Regions from separate parts of the Homo sapiens genome. Here all the other regions are linked to region 4. The links are chromatin contacts, found by Hi-C or POLR2A ChIA-PET in ENCODE. All regions are on one chromosome and are shown on one strand. Each heading gives the region's core, a stretch centred on a gene start or an enhancer-like site at or near the end of the contact. The rest is flanking DNA. Distances are from core to core; before and after follow the strand shown.

Evidence for each region. Hi-C counts contacts between places; a loop is a spot of excess contacts on that map. ChIA-PET counts read pairs that join two places held with the same protein, here RNA polymerase II (POLR2A). Pooled maps may share reads with other maps.
Region 1: POLR2A ChIA-PET joins it to region 4 with 10 read pairs in WTC11. The contact joins the enhancer-like site here to the promoter of POU6F1 in region 4. POLR2A ChIA-PET finds 5 or more read pairs at or near these places in 3 of 52 experiments (OCI-LY7, WTC11 and activated CD4-positive, alpha-beta T cell).
Region 2: a pooled map shows a loop between it and region 4 (5-fold over the local background). The contact joins the promoter of NR4A1 here to the promoter of POU6F1 in region 4. A Hi-C loop is called at or near these places in 1 of 50 pooled maps. POLR2A ChIA-PET finds 5 or more read pairs at or near these places in 3 of 52 experiments (Caco-2, GM12878 and WTC11).
Region 3: a pooled map shows a loop between it and region 4 (5-fold over the local background). The contact joins the promoter of ACVR1B here to the promoter of POU6F1 in region 4. A Hi-C loop is called at or near these places in 5 of 50 pooled maps. POLR2A ChIA-PET finds 5 or more read pairs at or near these places in 2 of 52 experiments (HEK293 and WTC11).

The regions. Positions count from the first base shown.
Region 1 is chr12:50,616,324-50,622,056 of GRCh38, forward strand. The region is part of intron 1 of DIP2B (disco interacting protein 2 homolog B); the gene reads left to right. Among named protein-coding and RNA genes, the nearest start is that of DIP2B, 110 kb to the left of the region's middle. RefSeq lists an enhancer at 4,291-4,480. Within about 2 kb of position 3,053, at least 10 of the 41 ENCODE cell types and tissues checked have a DNase peak (open chromatin) inside an H3K27ac peak, as active enhancers do.
Region 2 is chr12:52,048,923-52,054,694 of GRCh38, forward strand. NR4A1 (nuclear receptor subfamily 4 group A member 1) reads left to right here and starts at 2,520. Exons shown (of 7, transcript NM_173157.3): 1 at 2,520-2,646; 2 at 5,405-5,772. The coding sequence starts at 5,407. It overlaps LOC107984510 (a long non-coding RNA gene), which reads right to left and starts at 2,232. Exons shown (of 2, transcript XR_001749148.3): 1 at 1,112-2,232; 2 at 1-287. RefSeq lists a silencer at 2,155-2,564 and enhancers at 2,656-3,213, 4,065-4,184.
Region 3 is chr12:51,946,522-51,953,175 of GRCh38, forward strand. It overlaps ACVR1B (activin A receptor type 1B), which reads left to right and starts at 5,178. Exons shown (of 9, transcript NM_004302.5): 1 at 5,178-5,313. The coding sequence starts at 5,223. RefSeq lists an enhancer at 4,956-5,575 and silencers at 5,033-5,092, 5,123-5,172.
Region 4 is chr12:51,215,565-51,221,726 of GRCh38, forward strand. POU6F1 (POU class 6 homeobox 1) reads right to left here and starts at 2,498. Exons shown (of 11, transcript NM_001330422.2): 1 at 2,078-2,498. RefSeq lists silencers at 1,672-1,931, 2,162-2,321, 2,522-2,671, 4,779-4,958 and an enhancer at 2,822-2,881.

The DNA.
Region 1 (5,733 bases), core at 1,803-4,302, 600 kb before region 4:
AAGATTAGCAAAGTTGAGTTAAAACTATAGCTTTTATAGACTGCCGGTTGAAGACTTTTAGAACCACTTATTTTATTCCAAAAAAATTAGATACAATAAAAATTCTCATCTTCTTTCAACAGATTGTAGTAGTTTAACAGAGCTTTATTTCTGGCTAAACTATGAAAATGTTATGTCTTTTTACTCTTTTCATCATAGGATCAATTCTACCTCTGTGTAGAAAGAAACTACAGAGAGTTTTTAAAATAATTCAAGGTTGTAAATTCTTTGGAGTCCTGTTGGACACTTTCAGTAAGAAACAGCAAGAGAAATAGGGGAAGACAGAGGCCAGGAGCTGGTTTAATTGTTAAGGTCCTTGTTTTGTATGACTGTGAGCTTCATTTTGTATGTTTGTGAGCCTTTCTAGATCACCTCTGGAAGGAGGATATTTGAAGATGGGCAGCTGCTATATATATTGCATTGGATGGAATTATCATTATGAAGAGAACATGATAAAATATAATAATGAAATTTTTGTCTTCTAGCCAGCTTCTCCTGGATAGTATTCACATCCTCTGCCTTTTTCAGCTTTGCTTTAAGATTGCTCTCATTCACATTCTCAGCTATATTTTTATCTCTTTCTCTTTATTTGTCTACTTGTATCCCTCATGTATGAGTAGTGATAACCCTAGTCTTACTCCCCATCTCCAGCCATAGCCAACATGAACCACCTTCCTGGTCTAAAATTTACATTTAAAGGATAGAATAGGATGATTAGGTTCAGGTATAGATTTGAAGATGTTGGCCATATTCTATGTAAATGAATATTTAGTAATGATGTATAATGATCTTTTTGCTTTTTTTTTTTTTTGAGACGGAGTCTCGCTCTGTCACCTAGGCTGGAGTGCAGTGGCGCGATCTCGGCTCACTGCAAGTTCCACCTCCCGGGTTCATGCCATTCTCCTGCCTCAGTCTCCCGAGTAGCTGGGACTACAGGCGCCCGCTACTACACCTGGCTAATTTTTTGTATTTTTAGTAGAGATGGGGTTTCACCGTGTTAGCCAGGATGGTCTCAATTTCCTGACCTCATGATCCACCTGCCTAGGCCTCCCAAAGTGCTGGGATTACAGGCGTGAGCCACCGCACCCGGCCTTTTTTGCTATTTTTAAAACACCAGTTGGACACAGTTTCCACAGTTGGCTGTCTGGTTTAAAAGATGAAAGGGGTCAGGGGCAGTGGCTCATGCCTATATTCCCAGCACTTTGGGAGGCCAAGGCAGGTGGATCACTTGAGGTCAGGAGTTGGAGACCAGCCTGGCCAACATGGTGAAACCCTGTCTTTACTAAAAATACAAAAATTACCCGGCAGTGGTGGCATTTGCCCATAGTTCCAGCTACTTGGAAGGCTGAGGCAGGAGAAGCACTTGAACCCCAGAGGTGGAGGTTGCAGTGAGCCAAGATTGCACCACTATACTCCAACCTGGGCAACAGAGAGAGACTCCATCTCAAAAAAATAAAAGATGAAGGAGATTAAAAGAGACAGTTCAGCCAGGGTCCTGTTGAGGAGCAGAATTGTTAATACATTTTCGAAAGTCATCTGTATTTTGAAGTGATTCATAGTAATTGCTTATGTTGTTTGTTTATGGACAACAGGTTTAATTTTTTTAAATTGCATCTGATTTAGGGGCCACCTACAAATAACAATGGACAAAGAACAGCAAGAAAAAGGCCAGAGATTCTAGTCTAGCTTAGGCAAGACATTTAACTTTTCACATCTCAGTTTCTTGTTCTCATGAAGGTAATGCTTTTTCCGTTTATTGAAGAAGGTTTTCAGCCAAATCAAATGAATTGATGTCAGAATGTTTTGAAAAGTTAAAGAATAAAAAATTTAAAAGAATGTTAGATTGGTGGTGGTGTTATATAGTGCCATTTTTTGAAGAGTGAAGTAAATTGATGGGTCCATGAGGTGACTATCAACCCTCAACGTCAAGTGTCTGAGGATTTCGTGGTGAGGCACAAACGGCCAAGTCCTACCTCAGGTTAGGCTGCAGGAGTAGCAGCAGGGCCATCTCTGTTCATCGGTGATTGAAATTACAGCTTCTGTGTCTGTTGTTCCAAGCATGCCACTCTTTTCCAAACTCTGGGTTTGATAAACTGTGCATTCACCCTCAGTGTCTCTCTCTCCTGACGATCATCCTTCAAGACCTAACCCAAGAGCAACTTTTGTGATGTTTTCTCAATCTTTCTGAAGTAGAATTTGGAGCGTCTCTGTAAAAATGAATATATGGTGGTGTTTAAGAGCAGGGGCTCTGGAGCCATTTCTGCCTGGATTCAAATCCTGATCACAGCACTTACTAGGTGTGACTGTAGGCAAATTGCTTAAACTTCTGTGCCTCACTGTCCTCACCTATAAATTGAGAAAAATGATGATAATATCACCTGATAGGGCTGTTGTGAGGCTCTTGGAACAGAGACTGATACATAGGAGGCCCTTGATAAGTGTTATTTTACTTATATGTTCTTATCGAGTATTATAATTTTCATTACCATTCTCTCCTTGCTCCCATGGGACTTTGCAAATAATCTTGAGTGTAGCACTTGTACTTTTATTGTAATATTTGTTTAGACTGGGAACTCCTTGAAGGCAAAGATACTATTTTATTTGTCTTTGTTTAATGACCTGCATATCATCCATTCAGTGCTCAAAAATGCTTTTCTTTCCTTCCCAAAGTCCCCCCACCCTCTATCACCACCCCTGACTGCATAGCTGTGACTTTAAAGCAGGGTTGCATGGCATATGCTCTTTTATTTCCACTGGGGCAGAAAGTTTATGGCTGCAGCTGTAACCCTTGCTCTCTGTCCATTAAGACTGCTCCCGATAGAAAAAGTTATACATATGACTTGATGACCCTCCAGAATTTTTCAGATGTTGTGTTTATTTAGCCCCTAATTGCTCAAGGTACTGCACAAGGTCATAAATGAAAGTTACTTAGCATTGCCACATTTCTTGGGAGATAGGAATCCTGAACAACTACCAAACATGGCCATGCCCATACAGAGCCAGTCAGCAGCAGAGTACAACTAGCAAACCACTAAGTGACTGTATCGTTAGGAATTTATATCACCTTTCTGATAAGAGAATGAAAAGCCAGACCCAAACCAAATGTCGTCTGCTCCGTGAAGCATTCCTTTCCCTACTCAGGCCAAGATCGTGATGCTTCCTTCTGGGTTCCAGAAGGTGCTGCATTTGTGTACGTGTCTCCCATGGCGCTTAATTATAGAGTGTTAGTCATGTTTGTTTGCCTGTGCCTCTTCTCTGCGACATAATTGTCCCCACTTGGCCAGTAGGGTAGGCTTTTAGTAATGTTTGTTGATGTTATTTTCCATAGCCCAGACCCTATATTTTAAATCACAATGAAAACTTTGCAAGGGAGAGACTGTTCCCCATTTCACAGATGTAGAAACTGAGGCTCTGCTGAGCGCATTGGTTCACACCTGTAATCCCAACACTTTGGGAGGCCAAGGCAGGAGGATTGCTTGAGCCCAGGAGTTTGAGACCAGCCTGGGCAATAGTGAGACCCTTGTCTCTATAAAAAAAACTTTTTAAAAATTAGCTGGGTGTGATAGCACACCCATCTGGTCCCAGATACTCAGGAGGCTGAGGCAGGAGGGTCACTTGAGCCCACAAGTGAGCCATGATCATGCCACTGCACTCCGGCCTGGGTGACAGAGTGAGACCCTGTCTTAGAAAAAGAAAGAAACAGATTTATCAAGAAATAAAACTTGTCTAGAGTCCTTTTGCCTCAGATGTGGTTCTGTCTAGCTCAGACCCTTGAGCTCTTCACCACAGCAGTGTCACCCACCTGACTGGTGTAAATACACACTAACTGCTCACTACTTATGCGACTGTTCTCCCTACCACCTTGTGGCTTTTAGGAGGCTTGGGTGGCTGGCAGGCTCACGCACGCCTCCTCACAGCCCTCTCTCAATCAACTTGAAGATGATTTGTGGGCCACTTGTGCCAAGCTGTTTTCATTGATCCCAGGTGGTGAGGAAAGAAGTTGGAAACATAAGTCCTTTATACTCAGCCTCACACATGTGTCTTTCTGTATGTCTGCTGCTGGCTGCTGAAGACTGTGGTAATTCTGATGCAGCTGGACAGTCTCACAGCGTGTGGGTCGCAGACTCGCCACGACCATTCTCTTGTTGGTTTAGGTCAGTGTCTTCATACAAGGCTCTATGCCTGCCTCCACTCCTGCCAAGCGCTGCAGGCACCTGGACAAAAGACGTTACTCTAGTGGGAGGGGAAGGCTAATCCTCCCTGTATTTATTTCTCAAAAAAACTTGAACAACAGGTTTACCTTATATGCCATTTTAATGCAAATTTTATATAGGTATCATTATGATTCTCCTTTTTGTTCTATATGCCAGATGGCAAAAAGTCTGTTCTGAGTAAGAAAGCCTGTGGTGTGACTCAGTGTCTGAGCTCCAGAGGTTCTGTGCTCTCCCTTGTGGCTGGATAGCCCAGCCAGCATTCTTCCCCCTCCTCCCAATCAGTTCCCTCCTCACATTCAGTCTGCAGAACCATCCAGCATACACCAGACAGGATTCCTCACTGCAGCAATTTCCAAACTTGCCTGGCTTTAGGACTCATTGGAAGATGCTTGTTAGAAGTAGAGATTTCTGGATCTTAATCCAGACTTAGTGCATCAGAGTCTCCATGGGAGGGGTCTGGGAATTCGTATTTTTGCAAGTTCCTTGGGAGAATCTTAAAAATTGGACAAGGTTGAAAAACATTGCTTTAGTGCAGCAAAATCTGTGTAAGTACAGGTGGTGAGGATGATTTAAGAGCACAGACTATAAGTGGTGGCAACCACAGAAATGTGAAATAACAGATTCTCACTGATTTCTTTCTGTCTGGTCTTGCCCTCTAGCTAAGGGATGTATCTATATCTGGCTTGGAGTTCTTAGCTTTTAGTGCCTTGTGATTTATATATTATTCCTCTCTTCAGGCAGTCCAAGCATTGCTTTTTTGTTCACCTTTAAGATCTAGCTGTCAAGTTTCGGTAAACTTCTGGTCCACTAAATTCCATTCCCTGAGCCTTTCAGCTCTTGCTAAAGAACTCTTTTTCTCCCATTTCTAGTTTTCCACCAAGTACACATGTCTGTTTGATTTATTATTCTCTCACTGCCTCCATTTTATTAATTCATTCAGTCACTTGTTCAACAAGCGTCTATTGTGCCAGGCTGTGGGTGGGCTACAGTGATAAACAAGACACAATCCCTGCCCTCAAGTGCACAGTCTAGTAGGGAGACATGGGGTGTAAACACATAATTAAAATACCAGTGGGTGCTAAGTGCTATCACAGATATGTATGCAGATTTGTAGGCGCACTAGGAGGAAGTAGTGGAAGGCATCACAGAGGGGTGACTTTTGAGCACAGGGTCTTGTAGTCAGAAAACGGGGAGGGGGAGCATTTTAAAGATACTGTAGGCCTAGCATTGTAGTCCTCGCATTCTCACTGCAGCTCAGCTTCTTCCAGGTCTCCTTAATTTCTTTGCTCGTTTGTGGATCTGATGGAGCTAATTGGCATGGCTGAACTAGACTGTCTTGATTGACCTCTTTCAAAACCTGAGGTGGTTAGTAGTTGATTAATATCCAGGATGCCAAATCTAACAGATTGTCCCACGATCATTTACTGACATTGCCTGACTGAGACTTAAGCACTGAAGAAAGCTTTTTAAAGGCCTTTCA
Region 2 (5,772 bases), core at 1,270-3,769, 830 kb after region 4:
TGCCTGAAATGAGGTAGGGATCCTGGATGGGTCCAATTGGCATCATCCTGCCCACACTTCACATTCAACCAGTGGCCTTGAAGGAAGATGGTTTGGAGCAACCCAGAGCTCTCTGCAGATGCATTCACGTTGAGACTGTATGCTGGGATGGAGGGTTCTGGCAGGTTCTGACCAGATGACTGAATGCCATCAGCATTACAGTCACCCCTTGGTTTATGAAGGGGGTTGGCTCCAGGACCCCAACTTGTACTGCGAATACTCAAGTCCCACTGTTGGCCCTGTGGAACCTGTAGATACTAAAAGTCGGCCCTCTGTATATGTGGGTTTTTGGATCCATGTTGGATTGAAAAAAAATCCCCAAATCCCCATATGAGTGGACCTACACAGTTCAAACGTGTTGTTCAAGGGTCAACTGTGTATGAAGACTGCTCCATCTGTGGTGGACAGTGAGGCTTTAGAAAGAGGAGACAGGCAGGCTAATGGATGGTCTTCATGGGTGTGGGAAAGGAGGAGTGGTCACTGGGCGCAGGCAGTTGGTCTGTGGGACCAGTGAGGCATGGGCTGTGGCTGGCAGTAGGAAAGCGGGAGAGGCTGAGTGCAGTGGCTCATGCCTATAATCCCAGCACTTTGGGAAGCCAAGGCAAGAGGCTTGAGCCTGGGAGGTCCAGGCTGCAGTAAGCCATAATCATGCCACTGCATTCTAGGCTGGGCAACAGAACAAGACCTTGTCTCAAAGACAACAAAACAAAACAAAAACGGGGAGAGGAAAGGACCCAAGAGATGTTCCAAAAAAGAATTTCAGGAAACAGTGAAAAGTTGCAAATGGGGCATCAGGAGCCAGGAGCAGAGATTAGGTGGCAGGCAGGGGGTGCAGAAATGACAAGTTCTGTCTGGAACAGATGAAATTTGAGGTGCTTGTGGGACCTTTGAGTGGGCAGAAGCGGGGGCTGGAGACAAGGGTGTGGGAAAACTGTGATGGGGGTTGAGGGTGGAAATCGGGCCGGCAGAGCCTCCGGGGCAGAGAAAGTCCTATGGGGTGACCAGATGAGTTGAGAACTGGGTGGGTGGGTGCAGGCTCAATGGAAGCAGAAACTCATGGATATTGACTTACATGGGAGAAGGGGAATGGATGGGGGTCGCAGTGGGGTGGCAGGGCTCTCTTTTCCTTGTTTTTGTTTTTTTGCCCTTCCCTCTTCTCTTACTTTTCCGTGAGGGCTCCCCAGGCTCAGGAGAGATCAGGGTGGAAGGGTGACGGCCAAACCAGGGAAGGCTCCAGGTGGCTGAAGCCTGGTCTGTGCCCAGCAGGGCCCTGGCGGGCTGTTCCTCACTCCACCGGGCAGGTGATAACTGGTCAGAGCTGCCTCCCCACAGGTGCTGGAGGTAGGCTGGGAGGGCCGGTGCTCCCTGATGTGGACAGGGGGAGGGGTATTGATAAGAGGCGTGGAGAGATCCCTAGAGATGCAGTCTGTGGCCCTGGGTTCCAACCCAGTGTGCCACCACCTGGCTGTGTGACCTTCAGCAAGTGCCATTATTTCTCTGAGCCTGTTTGTTTATAAAATGAGGAAGAGTTGGCACAAGTTTGAAAAGATTTCTCAGGCTCCACCCGGTTCTGAAATTCGGTAATTTCCCAACTAGGGTGCACTCCCCCTGTAAGGGGCTGGGGAGGGGACGGTGCGAAACCAAGTTCAGCTTGTGGAGCGGAGCCAGAGCTGTTGGCCGAGCTTGGGCCTGGCCAACGCCTGCCCTCGGGAAGGTCCTGTGTAGGGAGACTGCCTGGAGGGACTAAGCGAGGGCTCTAACTGACGTCTCAGGGGCAGCCTCTCAGCCTGAGACCCTGCTGGGGAAGCCGCGTCCTGTGCACTAGCTGCGCCTAGGGCTGAGGTGAGGGCGCAGGCTCCCCAGGGTGTGTCCGAATTGCCCGCCTCAGCCCGCGGCCTGTCCTGACCGCCCAGCAGCGGCAGCAGCGACACCCTAGGGCTCCAGGAAGGGCTTGGGAAGGTGTAAAGGCGGGGCTAGGCTCGGAGGGAGCCGGAGGGACCGGGCGCGGTTGGCTCCCGGGAGCAACTGGAGAGTGAGGAGATCCTCATCCGGGGAAGCCCCGCGGCCGCGTCTCTACAGCGCCCCTTCTCGGGCTCTGGCCCTCCCGCTGGTTATTCTGGACCTGGGGGCCCCCAGCTGGGACCCGAGTCCGGTGCGGGGAGCCTAGTGGGCCTGGGAGCTGCTATTTTTAGCGGGCGCGGCGGGCGCGAGGAGCCTATTTATAGATCAAACAATCCGCGCTCCCTGCGTCAATGGAACCCCGCGTGCGTCACGCGCGCAGACATTCCAGGCCCCCCCTCCTCGCCCCGCCCCCTCGGGCTCCCCGGGCCGCACCTCCCCCTGGCCGCCTCCCGCCGGAACCGCACCGCCCCCCGCGCCCTTGTATGGCCAAAGCTCGACGGGCGGCCTGCGTCAGTGGCGCCCCCGCCCCTCCCCGTGCGTCACGGAGCGCTTAAGAGGAGGGTCGGGCTCGGCCGGGGAGTCCCAGTGGCGGAGGCTACGAAACTTGGGGGAGTGCACAGAAGAACTTCGGGAGCGCACGCGGGACCAGGGACCAGGCTGAGACTCGGGGCGCCAGTCCGGGCAGGGGCAGCGGGAGCCGGCCGGGTAGGTTCCCTTCGGGGAACGTGCATCTGTTTTTAGGAGCGGTGCATGAAGGAGATGGGTGTACGCGCGGGCAGAGAGGATGTTGTAGGGCCGGCATGCAAGAGGGTAGGTGTAGTGTGCAGCTGTAGCACAACGGGATGAGAACCCAGGTCAGACTGGAAACTACTGGGTGCGGGGTAGGAGGTAGGGGAGGTTGACTACCTGCAAAGTGGAAGCTGTAGGGGGTTGGGGTTGGCGCCGGGAGTAGGGACTTGTCCAGCAGGCGGCTGGCCTTAGTTCAGTCTCCTAGGGTGCCCAACTGGGCGCACGGTGCTCTGAACTTGGGTGGGTGTGGATGGGGGTCACAGCACCGTGGGGGAACAGGTACACAGAGCTTTGGCGCTGCTGGGATCCGTACGATTCTAACTGGGATTGGATTTCCAAAAGGCCCTCCTTCCTCCCAGCCTGTCAGCTCCCTCCCAGTGTCCCGGTTGTTTTCTTAACACTTTAGAGGCTGTGGCTGAGTTGGCAGGGGTTCCCCACCCTGAACTTTCTGTCTGAGGTGCGTTAGGAAGCCTCCGGATCATTGAAGGAAGTGACTGGCTTGGTGGCTGACCTGTGGAGGGCTGCTTGCTGTGTATTGAATAAAGGAGGCTTCTTGGGGTCGGGGCAGGGTCTCTGTAAGCACAGGGAGAATTGATTTCGCTGGGGCTTGGATCACGTGTGTGTGTGTGTGTGTGTGTGTGTGTGTGTGTGTGAGAGAGAGAGAGAGAGAGAGAGAAAGAGAGACAGAGGTGGAAACCCTTGTCCTTGGGGATCCTGGATAGAAGTTGCCAGTGTTGGAGTCTTGGGGCGGTGCTGCCTAGAGGATACCTCCCAACCATTCCAGCTCCAGATGCTGATCATCCCTATGCCCCCTCCCCCAGTAGTCTCTGTTGGATCTTACAGGTAGGGTGCAGCCTGAGGCTTGTTCAGCAGAACAGGTGCAAGCCACATTGTTGCCAAGACCTGCCTGAAGCCGGATTCTCCCCACTGCCTCCTTCAACCCCGCCTCTTCCTCCTCCTGTGGGACTGCTCCCCCCTCCTGTGAGGCTAGATGTAGGTCCATATCTTGTGTTGTTAAGAACCTGCATGAAGGGGGAGGGACTGATGGGGGTTGATCCGGATGTGGGACGTCCAGGTGGAGAAACAGGATTTGAATAAGGCAGGAACAAGCGCCCAGTTCTGCCCAACTGCTGTCTTTCCTCCTTCACCCCCAGCCCATCCCTGGCCAGGCTGTCCTAGTGCAGGCAGATGTGGCCACCCTCACCTCTCGCAGGGTGCTGCATGCCTGTGGACTGGTGCCACTGGGTGTGTGGGGCCTGAGCTACAAGGGTCTCTGTTGTCTTGGTTGTCAGGCTAGGGGTGGAGGTGCCCTGTTCAGGGCCTGTGGAGTTAGAAGGAAGGCTAGGACCAGAGAGGACTTCCTGGGCTCTTGGCCAGGAGGTGGTGACAGCCTTTGCCCCCATCACTGCACCCCTTGATTATGGTACTCTGTTCCTGCTTGATTTCTTCTCCAGCTTCCCTCATTGACTGGTGAGGCCAGAGTTACGCAGACCCCAGGTGTGTAGGTTGGGAGGGAGACTGTCCTGGAGCCTCCTCTGCATTATTTTTTGACCATTCTGTGAATGTAAGGATCTGCCTGAATGATGCTATCTCTGTTCAGGCTCTCTTCAGGCTCCTCGGGACTGGGGCTGTGTAACCCCCTTTGCCTGAGCCTCTGGATTCTTCAGGGCACAGACCCTGCTTTAGTGGAGGGACCCAGGCAGGGGCAGAATGTCTTCCACCCACCCACCAGCAGGCTTCTCCTTAAGTCTTCTGCTGGACTCTCAGAGTTCTCTTATTAAGATAACTGGGGGCAGCAGAACATTCTTTTTAGGTACTGTTGTCCATTCTCCTGAGAGTCCAGGGGGCTGTGGTCTCCTTCCTCCCCCCTTGCCCTGTCCCCAGCAAATGGCCTTTAAAGGTCTGGAGCCAGGTTACCGATGAGGAGGCCTAGGTTCCCTTCCTCTTTGCTTCTGGGAGCATCTCGAGCAGTGCAGAGTGGCTTCCCAGCCCCAGATGGCAGGATTGGGGTGGGTTTGGGATCTGCTGCCTTTGCTCAGTGTGCAGGGTTGGGGTGGAAATGGGGGACAGGCTAGGGCCTCTGCATTAGGCTGCCTTCTTAGGCAGGTGGGCTTTCACTTCCAGCTCCTCTTCCATTTTCACGATGTCCTTCTTCCTAGGCACTGCGAGGGGAGGAGAAAAGGGGCTTTGCAGAGGCCTGGGAGTATTCCCAGGAAGTGCCTGGTTGGCGAAACAACCAGGGAGCTGCTCCTGGGAGCTGGGCTGAGGCTTTGCTGGGCTGCCTCTCCCACTCACCCTTCTCCCGGCCCCCACCATGCCTTCCCCATGGGGGAGGGGCAGGGGGCTGGAGGAACACAGCTTCCCCCTGTTCTAGCAGAGAAATGCTGGCTGTATGCCTCCCCTAGGGTTCCCAGGCTGACTAGGGTGTGGCTGGCCTTCTGATGGAGCCCACTCATGCTGGGCCGCTGCCCAGGGGCTTTGTGGCACCTAGGTCGAGATGGTACTCAGGCCAGGGGTCAGGATTCCTGGGTGCTCTGGTCCCGGTGCCTCTGTCTCATCTTTAGGCTGGGATTCCTGCCACCTTGCTGCTCTGGGGCCCAAATACTTTGAGACAAGGCTATAGGCTTGTCCCACTGACTCTCCTTTCCCTCCCTGGGGTCTCCTCTCTCTCCAGAGATGCCCTGTATCCAAGCCCAATATGGGACACCAGCACCGAGTCCGGGACCCCGTGACCACCTGGCAAGCGACCCCCTGACCCCTGAGTTCATCAAGCCCACCATGGACCTGGCCAGCCCCGAGGCAGCCCCCGCTGCCCCCACTGCCCTGCCCAGCTTCAGCACCTTCATGGACGGCTACACAGGAGAGTTTGACACCTTCCTCTACCAGCTGCCAGGAACAGTCCAGCCATGCTCCTCAGCCTCCTCCTCGGCCTCCTCCACATCCTCGTCCTCAGCCACCTCCCCTGCCTCTGCCTCCTTCAAGTTCGAGGACTTCCAGGTGTACGGCTGCTACCCCGGCCCCCTGAGCGGCCCAGTGGATGAG
Region 3 (6,654 bases), core at 3,928-6,427, 730 kb after region 4:
GATGATACTCAGTGTTTCTAAGCCTTCACCCCCACTTGTAGCCTCCTGAAGTTAGGCCTTCACCCCATCCTCCACTGAGCCTGCTCAGGTAAACGTCACCAATCAGAAGTTACCAAAGCCCTAAGAGACTCTTGTTCCTCATCTTACTTGACCTCTTGTCAACATTACAAACTATGGGCCTCTTGAAAGCCTCTCTTGCCGTGGTTTCTATTATTCTATTTTTCCCAGGTTCTCTTCCTACTTCTATCACTGTTCCTTCTGTCTTCTTTTTTGCTGGTATTGCTGTATTTCCAGAATTCTCTTGCTCCCTTGAGCTGTTTGAACAACAATGATATGCTGCTAACTTCCAAATCTACATCTCTGTGGCTCCAGGTACCTTCAAACTCAGTATGCCTGACAAGGAACTCAGTTTTTACATTTTTAAAATTTTTTTATTTTTTGGAGACGGAGTCTCTGTCGCCTAGGCTGGAGTGCAGTGGCACAATCTTGGCTCACTGCAACCTCTGCCTCCTGGGTTCAAGTGATTCTCCTGCCTCAGCCTACCAAGTAGCTGGGATTATAGGTGCCCACCACCATGCCCAGCTAATTTTTGTATTTTTAGGGGTTTTGCCATGTTGGCCAGCTGGTCTTGAACTCCTGACCTCAGGTGATCCACCTGCGTTGGCCTCGCAAAGTGCTGGGATTACAGGCGTGAGCCACTGCGCCCAGCCAAGGAACTAATTTTCTTTTTCCCAAACCTGCCCATTCTAGTCTGCTGAATGAAACTACCAGGCAGCTAGTCACCTAAGATTATCCTAGAGTCATATGGGGCCATCCCCTTTCCTCATTTCCCGTATCCAATCAATCTTGTCATTTCTACGTCTTTGAACTCTTGAATCTGTTTCTCTTTTCCACCTTCACATTGCTGCTGCCTGGGGTCAGGTCCACCTCCTATCTTGCCTGGGCTTTGCCTTCTCTTTGGTTTCCTTACAACCAGTCTTGTCTTCCTCCAACCAGCCTCTGTACAAAGTTCAAATTCACTTGGTTCAGCAAAGTGATCTTCCTAACACAATATGATCAGTTTACAAATATGATCAGTTTAGCCTTTCCTAAAATACAAACATGATCAATTTACACTTAGAACCCTTCCAAGTGTACTGAAGAGGGTCTCTTATTAGACTCCCACTCCAGTGTGCTCCATTTCCAAGTAGACTTCCACGTCTGCCTAGCTCACCAACATTACGTTTCCACTGTCCATCATCTTCAGCCTGCATCTTCTGGGTGTACCGCTAGGCTGCTCACGGTTCTCCTAAATGCCAGGCAGAACAGTCTCCTGCCATCTCCTGCCCTCCTGACACAGGCCTATCTGGGGGGACTCTCTGATCTTCCAAGAATCAGCGTAGCCTGTCTCTTCGTGAAAACTTTCTCAACTCCTCAGCCTGTCCCCTCACAGCTGAATCATTCATGTCCCCTGAGTGGCCCTCATTGGCTCTTTACAGGCTTGTGTCCTCGCAGAGATAACCCGTTGTTGCTCTTTTTCTCATGCTTTTCTGTATTAGATTTTAAGTTCCATGAAGGCGAGGACTATGACTTATCCATGTCTATATGTTGTGCCTGGTGTACTGTAGGTGCTTAGTGCTTGTGGAATGGATGAGTGAAGATGAACTATTGCCTTCTTGGGATGAATGACCCTGCTGCTCACCAAGGCAAATGATCCCCTAGGTAGTGGTGTCTCTGTGCGTTGCGACCAATGTGGCAATTGTCACACTGAGTTGTCACTCTAGTCAGTGGGACTAAGGAGTAAGACTTTTTCCTGGAGAAGTGGCTCCTGCTAGCTCTGGGGACTCTCCTGACAAAGAGACAGGGCAGAGGGGAAAAGAAGTTCATAGACTGTGATGTGGGTCCAGCCCTAAGATTAAGACGGTTTACAAGGCCAGGCACGGTGGCTCACGCCTGTAATCCCAACACTTTGGGAGGCCGAGGCAGGCAGATTACGAGATCAGGAGTTCGAGACCAGCCTGACCAATGTGGTGAAACCCTGTCTCTACTAAAAATACAAAAATTAGCCAGGCATGGTGGCGCATGCCTGTAGTCCCAGCTACTTGGGAGGCTGAGGCAGAAGAATCGCTTGAACCCAGGAGGCGGAGGTTGCAGTGAGCCGAGATCATGCCACTGTACTCCAGCCTGGGAGACAGAGCGAGACACCGTCTCAAAAAAGAAAAAAAAAGAAAAAGAAAAAGAAAAAAAAGAAGGCTTACGAAAATGGACACTTACCGGGGCCTTCAGGGATGGTGAGGAGAACTAGCAGGAAGCATCCTTGGGCCAGGCTGTGGGAAGGAGCGAAGGGCACAGGTAGGGATTAGGCAGTCTCTATGTAGCGCGGGACCTAAAAGGAAGGTAGACACATCACCTAGGAAAGCTCTAGTTTGGAGATGCCCCAAACTCTCACAAATGGGGTGTGAGGCATATGATTAACCCCTCCCCTGCTCCACCTCATTTTCCACCTTCAGCTGGGTCCTGAAGACCAGTACCTAGAAAAGCAGGAGATGCTATGGTGTTGAAGAAAGCACAGGACCAGTAGGCTGTGGCTTTAATGATGGATTGTATGTGAGCCTTGGCAAATCGCTTACCTTCTCTAAGTCTCAGTCACTTCATCGGGGCACACTCTGACATGCCTCAACCACTTCCTAGGATTGTAGTGAAGGTCAACTCATAATGATGATAATAGCTATTCTTTTTAGATCACTTCCTATGTGTCAGAGATTATGCTAAATGCTTTACCATATTTTATCAATACTAACAATATCTGTATGACATAGAACTATTATTAGCTCCATTTTACAAGATGAGTAAATTGAGGTTTAGGGAGGTAAAGTATCTTGCCCAAAGTTCAATGCTGTCAAGTGAGCTGATGGAGCTGACGGAGGTGGCATTTGGTCTGTGGAGCCAGCATTCTGGTTCCCTGATCTGTATATTTAGCTGTGTGGCTGACTTTACTGTCTAGGAGTGAAGCAACCACAGGTCCCCTCTGGGACCCCTGGCCTCGAAGCCACAGTGGCAGCACTTAGCAAGAAATAAGGAAAGATACCTCCCTCCCCCCTGGCTTCAGATATGTGCTCCTGAGGGGTTGGCTTTCCCTTCTTAACTGCAGGGGTTGGTGACTGTACTGGGTTGAATAGTGTCCACCCAAAATTCGTGTCTACCAGGAACCTGCGAATGTAATCTTACTTGGAACGAGGATCTTAGCAGCAGATGTAACCAATTAAGATCATTTGCACTCATACTGGATTAGGGTGGGCCCTAATCCAATGACTGGTATCCTTATAAGAAGAGAGGAATGTGGACAGAGATGTAGATGCAGAGGGAAGATAACCATGTGAAGACATGGGGTTATGCTTCCGCAAACCAAACAACACCAAGGATCCTGGGAACCACCAGAAGCTAGAAGAGGCAAGGAAGGATTCTTCCCTAGAGCCTTCAGAGAGCACATGGCCCTGCCAACACCATGGTTTCAGATTTCTAGCCTCCAGAACAGTGAGAGAATACATTTGTATTTTAAGCTACCCAGTTTGGTAGTAGGAAACTAACACAGTAACCTAGCACTGTGTGCACCACAGCTTGGTGGATAGAGCATGGATTGGAAACCACTTAGACGGACTGGGTGGGGTGTGCCTATTTGGGGGAGATGAGGGAGAGGAGAATAAGTTATTTACTCATCCAGCTACACTGACCAACTTGTAGACAATGCCTCCCCATGACTTTATGTGATTGTGTGTACACTGTGTCTGGCGAGTGTGTCTTCAGCTTTATTTTTTCCGGATATGACGATGGGAGTTCTTCAGGTTGGTGAAACTTAGAAGGTGAGAATTCCATTTAAGCAACTGTTCTCCCTATCTCTTGGCCATCCTTTCCACCCCTAGATCTCAGATGGTGAAGCTGTGCTTAGAGAGGTTCAAACCTTGCCCAAGTTTTCACAGCTAGTTAGTAGGAAGCAGAATTCAGATCCAGAATTCTCTGGCTGCAAAAATTCTGCCCTTTCCTTTATATCAAGTTCTTTCTCAAGCTAAAGAAACTGACCTCTTTTCAGAAAGATACGGAGTGATTTGTTTACTTTCTTAAGCATTTCTTCTAGATTTGAAAGTAACATTTATTTGAAAAATATTTAGAAATTATTGAAATGTTAAAAGTAAAAAAATTATGGCAATAACTACTGTTACTATTGGGTAAATATCCTTCCAGTCTTTTTTTCCTATAAACACATATTATCAGTACAATTTGAATAATACTGTAAACAGTGTTGCATTTTGCTTTTTTAATTTAACATTATCTTGTAAGCATTTTCTCATGTCAATAGTTTTTGTAAACAGGATTTTAAATTACTAAATAATGTTCCATCATATGGATGGGCCATAATTTAACATTTTCTATTATTGTCTACTTAGTTTCTACCTTTTTTACAATGATAAATATACAGTTAACATTTTTCATAAACATCTGTCCTCTTATTATTTCTTGAGGACAGGGGACAATACTGGGTAAATGGATATGAAGATTTTAAGGCATTTGATGCATAATGCCAATTGTTTACCAAAAGGGTTCTACCTACCAGCCCAATCAGAGTGCCTCACACGGCACCCTCACCCATACTGTCATCAATAAAGAGCTTTGCTATGTTCTGAAAAGGCGCGTGCCGCGATTCCATCACACAGGCTGCCGCGTCCAGAGGATGGCAGGGGGCGAGGCGAGGCAGGGAAACCAGTTAGGAGACCGCGGCGATGATCCCAGGGGACGCGCTGGGGGCTTGAGGCTAGGCGCAGGGATGGAGGAACTGGAACACGCACGGGATTCGTAGAATATTCGACGGGGGCGGGGGATCGACTCTGATAAGATAATTCTGCACTGCGTGGGGTGCAGGAGAGGGAGGAGACTGCACGTTCGGCTCCGGCCTCCTCCGCGCCGGGCTCGGCACCGATCCGCGAAGTTGGCCGAGGCGTGAGCCCCGCCCACCCCTTTAACAGGGACACTCCCCTTTAAGGCGGGCGCCCGCGCGCGCCCCGGCCCCGCCCTTCGGGGGCGCGCGCGGCGGCCGCGGCGCCGGCTCCGCCGGGAGCGCACGTGCAGGCGCCGGGCGGAGGAGAGGGAGGCGGGAGCCGGGCCGCGGGAGGAGGGGAGGCGCCGGGGGCGCGCGCGCGCGCGCTGGGCGCTGCTGGGCTGCGGCGGCGGCGGCGGCGGCGGTGGTTACTATGGCGGAGTCGGCCGGAGCCTCCTCCTTCTTCCCCCTTGTTGTCCTCCTGCTCGCCGGCAGCGGCGGGTCCGGGCCCCGGGGGGTCCAGGGTGAGTCCTGGGACGGGGGGCGGGGGCCGGGATGGAGAGGGCCCGGCAAGGGCGAGGCCTCGAGCCGCGGCCGCTGGACTACAGCGCGCCCCCTCCCCACGAGCACAATATGGCCGGGTGGGGGGCGCAGAGGAGTCGGGGTGACCCCCAGTCAGCTTCCCCGATCTCCGAGGCGCAGCCGCCCGGCGGCGACGGAGCTCACGCCGGGCCCCTGGGGACCCGAGCCCTGTTCCAGGCGGAACTGGATTCGGGCAGTTCTCAGGGGTCGCGCTCCCAGCGCCCTCGTGTTCCAGAGAGGGGAGTCTGAGCCTCCAGCTCCAAGATTTGGAGGTCCGTGGTTTCTGCCCTTCACCGTGTCCAGGGGCGGGGGGCTTTCTTCCCTCCCTCCAGGTGCTCCTGGGGGGCGTCTTTCTCCCGCCAAGACTGTGGGGTTCGGGCGGTGGGGTCTTAGCCTCTCCGAGGGAACCTGATGTTGAGAGTCCGCGCACCTCAGACTGTAGGGGAAGGGGTCTCTAACCTTTCCTTCAGGTCCTGCACTTGGCGTGTTTCTTCCCCTCCCTCCACTGCCTCCCTAATGTTCTGGGAAAGGGAGTCACATTTCCCCTTCACTCAATCCCTTGAGTTCAGTGGGGCAATCCCCCCTCCGCCCTCCGGCACTCATGCCCCGTGGAGGCTATTTGGAGGAAGTGGGACGAACAGGCCCCTAAACCTTTTTGGAGCCTGGCTTTGGAATCCCTAACCCTATGGAACCGAGTTCCCCAAGGGTTGATGTGAATCTAGGTGTATTTGCTTTCCTCCTCGCCTCCCCCACCCTACCCCGGGGGGCCCATTCAGTTAATCACTTTGTGGATGCCTTTCAGGTGAAATCCTGGAACCTGTCTCCAAACCCCCAAGATTATTTAAAGATCCCACCACTGGACTGTATTCCCGGCCCTTGGTCAGTACTTATTTACCTTCCTACACGATGCCTCTTCCCAGCCCGCCCACCCTCACACACCCCTTACCTCCCAATCCCCACAGTCTGCGGCTCGCCTTATACCACCCCCCCACTCTCCTCTCTGTAGAAGCGGGTACCTTTTTGCGGGACACTTCGCTGGCTGTGTTGTTTTTGAGGCTTTGGGGGCTGAGAAGAGCAGATGAAACCCTAAAATATTTCATTTAAGAGAGTCTTGGCGAATGTGTTTTGGCCTTGGGGTAGCAGATGAAGGTTATATTTGGCAGTTATATTGAAGCGATTATTGACCCACAGATGGATCTGGGAGAGATGATCAGGATTGTATTCGCTCCTGACGTACAAAGCCTGATGCTTTGACTTCTCAGCAGCCCCTAACCTTCCAGCAA
Region 4 (6,162 bases), core at 1,248-3,747:
AAAAAAAAAAAAAGAGAGATTTCCAAGGTGTAGTATTGGGTTCTGGAGAACCCAGACCACACTGGCCCCTTCCTAAAGCGCCCGTCTAATTTCTCATTCCAAGCCTTCCTCCTGTGGCCAGTTTCTCCTGCATCCCACTCTCTCTTCTGCCTCATGAACCCTCATTTTGACATGAGGGGTCAAAGGCAGGTTTAAAGGCAGAAGACCCAGCTTGAGTACTGCTTCTACTAGAGGTAATCCCTATAAGCCTCCGTTTCCTTATCCAAAATGGAACCAAATTATAGTAACCACCTCATGGGTTATTGTGAGGATTAAATTGATAATATTTATGGAAGGCACTTAAAACAGGGCCTAGCATGAAGCAAACACTATATATATGTTTGTTATTATCATTGCTATTATTTTGAACTGAAGTAAAGCATGCATATAAAAATGTTTTAAATTATAAAGCATTTTAAAAATGTAAAAGATGGCCAGGCACGGTGGCTCACGCCTGTAATCCCAGCACTTTGGGAGGCCAAGACGGTTGGATTGCCTGAGCTAAGGAGTTCGAGACCAGCCTGGGCAACACGGTGAAACCCCATCTCTACTAAGATACAAAAAAATCAGCTAGACTCTGTCTCAAAAAAAAGAAAATGTAAAAGATTACTCTGATAATTTTATGGTGAGTAAATCTTGGGGACAAGAATATGAGCTTATCCCAAGTTCCTTCAAAATGCAGAAAAACCTTACAGGAGCAAATTTTTTCTGAGTCACTTTTCTTAACTGCCAGCTAGTACTTCCAGGAACAAAACAGAATAAATGGCTACATACACACACACTGACACACAATCACTCTATGGTATTACCTTGTTAGTTTTAATGTTTAGCATCTACTTGTCCACCCCCAGAATAAAAACTCCATGATAGAAGTTTTGTCTGAATTGTTCAGAGCATGGCACTGAGTGGGTATTTTTGTTGAACTAATGAAGAAATGAAGTTCTACAGCAGATAAGCGGAGTACCAGGTCACAGAAGTATCACTTTGAGGACCAGGACTTGAATGAAAATGGAATATATGGAATTATTCCTCAGAAGGCCTCTGCCAGTCAATGGTGGCTGCCTTAGATTGCTAAATAAGGGGCATGGGACACATGTATATGAACAATTGAAGACCAGCCCTCTACTTTTGGAACAAGGAATTTGGGAAGGGCAGATGAGGTTAAAAATCTCTGCAAAGAGCCTCTTTTCTTTGGCCCAGGAATGCTTCCCGAACTCTTCTGATTTCCCCCTGCCCAGCCGCAGAGGCTATTCTGTGAAGGTTTTAGGCTTCCAGTCGGGCTGAGTGGGGTATTCTGCCGCGAAAGTGGAGGTTAGAGGGTATGCTGGGAGCTCCCTTGGCCTTGCCAGGTGAGCCTGCCCAGGGAGCCTGCATCGGGCCCATTATTATGACTATTTATTAATAATAATATCGATATTAAATATTTATGAAGTGCTCATGCTCTGCTAGAAGGTGGCCCTCCCATCACTGACCCACCCTTCCAGCAACGCCTGGGTCCCTACCCCCGGGTCCCACCGGTCGTCCCGGAGTTTGTTCATTCGGGAGAACCGTGACAGGTCACCCTGGCCGCCCCAGCTGGCCCTAACCGCCGGGAACCCAGGCGTCCGTGTTCTCCAGAGAGGCAAGGATCCGCTTCTGGTCGCCACTGGTTCTGTGTACAGAGCGTCCCCTGTGGTCCGCACCCCACAAGGGCTCCAGGGGCAGAAACGGGGAGGGGCCAGGTCGGGGTTCCCCACCGGGTCCACCTGGCGGCCGCCCCCTCCGCTCCAGGTCCAGAGCGGCCCGCGGGCGGGCGAGGGCGCGGCCCCCGGGTGTCTAGCCCCAGCTGGGCAACCGCGCGCTGTCCCGCTCCCGCAGCTCCCCGCCGCCCCGGCCCAGCATCCCGCCGCCCCGGCCCCGCGGCTTTTTTTCTCTTTATCATAAATATATAAATTATGCTAATTACGGGCATTGCATATTAACCAAACCCGAAACCTCCCCTGCCCGGCCCCCTCCCCCTCCGTGCAAACCCCTCCCCGCCCCGGACCCCGCTACTTACCGGAGCCCGAGCCCGAGCCGCCTTCGCCGCGGGTGTCTGGCGGCCACCGATTAGAGATTCATCTCACAGCCCGGGCCAGGGGGCCGGGGCCGGGGCCGGGGCCACGGCGGCCGCCGCCCGCAGACAAAGAAGCCAGTGCGGCTTGGCTGGGCTCGGCTCGGCCCGGGAGCTGGTCGGGACCCGCCGCCGCCCCCAGGCCCCCAGCCTGGGCTGGGCAGAGCCGAAGGGGGCTCCGCAGGCTAAGCCGGGCGGAGAGGGGACGGCCGGGAAGCGGGAAGGGGAAGCCGGGTGGGGGGGCGGTCAGGTATATATTTTTCTTCGTTCCCCCTTCCACGACCCCCCCCTTTTCCCTCCCCCCCTTTTTTCCCTCCTTCTGCTACTTGGATTTTTTTAGCTGCTGCGTCATGAGCATAATTTATGCAAAGAGCTTTGCCGCATGCTGCACCGCCCGCGCCAGCCGCCGGGGGCGGCGGGCTGGGAGGGCGGTCAGGGAAGGGAGGGGAGCACGGGAGCCAGGAGCGAGGGGTGGGGGTGGGGAGGGGACCCTCTGGCCCTGGCCGAGCGGGAGGTCCCGGAGGCTCTCTCCCGGGACAGGGATGGACGGTCAGTGGGTCTGGTTACTCAGCCCCTCCGAGGTGCCGCGGAGGTGGTTTCATTTCGGAAGGTGCCAGAGTAGGAGCTGGAGTCCGGACCCTCCATGCCACATGGCCTTCAGCTGAGGGTTGGGGCGGTGACTCCCGGCCACCGCCTTTCCTCTAGGTAGTCAACTGTCCTCAATGTTGAAAGTCAAGTTTATGTCTATCCCTCCCTCCCTAGAAAGGCGGGGGAACTCAGACATCGCTCAGCCAACGTGGAGAACCTCTGAACAGCTGTGCCCCAGCGCCAAAGCAGCGAAGGGTCCCAGGTCTCTCACCCGGTGGCGGCCGTGGGCTGTGTTGTCTAAAAGCAGATTTCCGGCCTTCTTGTCCAAGTAGACAAGGAAATGTGAACAGAAAGACAAAGTTCAGTGGAATGGTGAAAAACCTCTAGCAGCTTCTTAAGGTAGAGAGGGGACCAGAAAAGGGGTGGATGTGGGTGGCTGAGGGAAAGCAGATTGGAGAAGTGGTGGACAACTGAAAGAGGAAAAAGTTGGAAGACCAAAGTGGAAGCGTGGGAATGGAGAGAAGAACTGGGAAGGAAGGAGGCTCTGTAAATCCAGTGAATGTGGATCCCAATACTGAGGCCACCTGCTGTCATCCTAGGCTGTTCCCCCTCCCACCCTCTCCCGATATTTGGTGGTCTGAGGATAGCTAGAGGTAGATGGGTTAGAGGCAGTGTGAGAATGCAGTTGGAGGCCTCAGTCCTCCCCGGGACTGCTCCGTAAGGCCTCGTGGTGGAAGGGCATTGAATGGCCCGGCCTCGTCGTTAACCTGGCCAGTGGACTAGGCTGTTATCAGCTTGCTGTTTCCATCTGGAAGTGAGCAGGTACTGCTGGCGGCGGATTTATGAGTAACCAATGTATTAGGAGTCAGAATACTTAGGTTTTAGTCCCAACTCTTCCACTAGCCGTCCAGGCAAGTAATTTAACTTCTTCATTACTTATAAAACAAGGATAATATTTATAATGACATTTATAATGACTACTTCATAGGGTTAAGTTTGTGAGCCTGTATGTGAAAAAACTGAAAGCTGCAAGCTCTATACAACTGTAAGGTGTCATTCCTTGTACAATAGTTTGAACTCGTTTTAATGGCCCTGTGAAACTCTACTGCGTGGCTTGATATTACAGTTCTTGGGGTTTTTGTTTGGCCGGTAGTCCCTGTAGTTTCTCTCCCTGGACTGTGAATTCTTTGAGAGCACTGGTTGTGACTTACTCATGTTTGTATTTCCCACTACTCTTTATGTGAAGGAGGGGCTCAGTATTGCTGCTGAACTTTGTCACATGAAGGTTGAAACTTTTCATTTATGTCACTTGGTTTGGTGCTACACATAGATCAAAGGCTTTGGATAGCATGGATATCAGCGACAGTTTGAAGAAAGAAATATGGATGTGATCAGAGGAGTTCAGGGAGACATACATAAAAATGTTAATCACGGTTTTCTTTATGTTGTATACACTTCTGCATTGCTTAAATATTTGATGAGCATATATTACTTTTTGTTTCTGTGTTTATTGGGGCATAACATGTACACAGTATGTGTATACCTTGATAAATTTTTACATGTATATACATATGTACGTGTATGTATGTGTGTATACATATGTACGTGTATGTATGTGTGTATACATATGTACGTGTATGTATGTGTGTGTATACATATGTACGTGTATGTGTGTGTATACATATGTACGTGTATGTGTGTATACATATGTACGTGTATATGTGTGTATACATATGTACGTGTATATGTGTGTATACATATGTACGTGTATATGTGTGTGTACATATGTACGTGTATGTGTGTGTATACATATGTACGTGTGTGTGTATACATATATACACGTGTATAGATACGTGTATACATATATACATGTCTATATATACATGTATATACTCACACACATATATATATCCATGTAATCCCCACCCAAAACAAGATATAGAGCCTTTCCAAGACCTGAGGATTCCCTTATGTACCTTCACCGGCCATAAATTCCCAAAGTAACCATTATTCTGATTTCTGTCACCATAGATTGATTACTTGAGCTGATTCTTGAACTTCTCATAAATGGAATCAGACAATATGCAATCTTTTGTGTTTGGCTTCTGTCACTCAACAAAATTTTTTTTTTTGAGACGGAGTCTTGCTCTGTCGCCCAGGCTGGAGTGCAGTGGTGTGATCTCGGCTCACTGCAACCTCCGCCTCTCGGGTTCAAGTGGTTCTCCTGCCTCAGCCTCCCAAGTAGCTGGGACTGCAGGTGCGTGCCATCACGCCCAGCTAATTTTTTTTTTCTTTTTTTTTTCGAGATGGAGTCTCGCTCTGTCGCCCAGGCTGGAGTGCAATGGTGTGATCTCAGCTCACTGCAACCTCCACCTCCTAGGTTCGAGTGATTCTCCTGCCTCAGCCTCCTGAGTAGCTGGGATTACAAGCACACGCCACCATGCCCGGCTAATTTTTGTATTTTTAGTAGAGATGGGGTTTCACCATGTTGGTCAGGCTGGTCTTGAACTCCTGACCTCATGATCCGCCCACCTCAGCCTCCTAAAGTGCTGGGATTACAGGCATGAGCCACCACGCTCCCAGCTAATTTTTTATACTTTTGGTAGACACAGGGTTTCACCATGTTGGCCAGGCTGGTCTCGAACTCCTGACCTCAAGTCATCCGCCCTCCTCGGCCTCCCAAAGTGCTGGGATTACAGGTGTCGGCCACCACACCCGGCCTCAATATATGTTTTTGAGATTCATCCATGTTGTTGAATGTAGAAGTATTTTTTATTGCTGTGTAGTATTCCATTGCATAATTATACTACAATTTATCCATTCCATTATTGATGGGCATTTGCTTGTTGTTTGGGCCTCTTAGGAATAAAACTGCTATGAGCATTCTTGTACAAGTATTTTGGTGAACATATGCACTTATTTCTTCCAGGTAAATACTGAGGAGTAGAATAGCTATTCTATTTTATTTAGCTTTTGTCCATACTGCTAAATAGTTTTCTATAGTGTTTGAACCAATTTATATCTTTATCAGCAATGCATGAGAGAGTTCTAATTGTTTTACATCCTCACCAGTATGTGGTATTGGTAGTCTTCTTGCAATGAAAGTTTATTACTTTTTGGCTGGGCGCTGTGGCTCATGCCTATAATCCCAGCACTTTGGGAGGCTGAGGCGGGTGGATCGCCTGAGGTCAGGAGTTCGAGAGCAGCCTGGCCAACATGGTGAAACCCCGTCTCTACTAAAAATATAAAAACTAGCCGGGCGTGGTGGTGGGCTCCTGTAATCCCAGCTACTCGGGAGGCTGAGGCAGGAGAATTGCTTGAACCCAGGAGACGGAGGTTACAGTGAGCCGACACGGTGCCACTGCACTCCAGCCTCAGTGACAGAGTGAGACTCCGTCTCAAAAACAAAAAACAAAGTATATTACTTAAAAAATTTTTTTTTC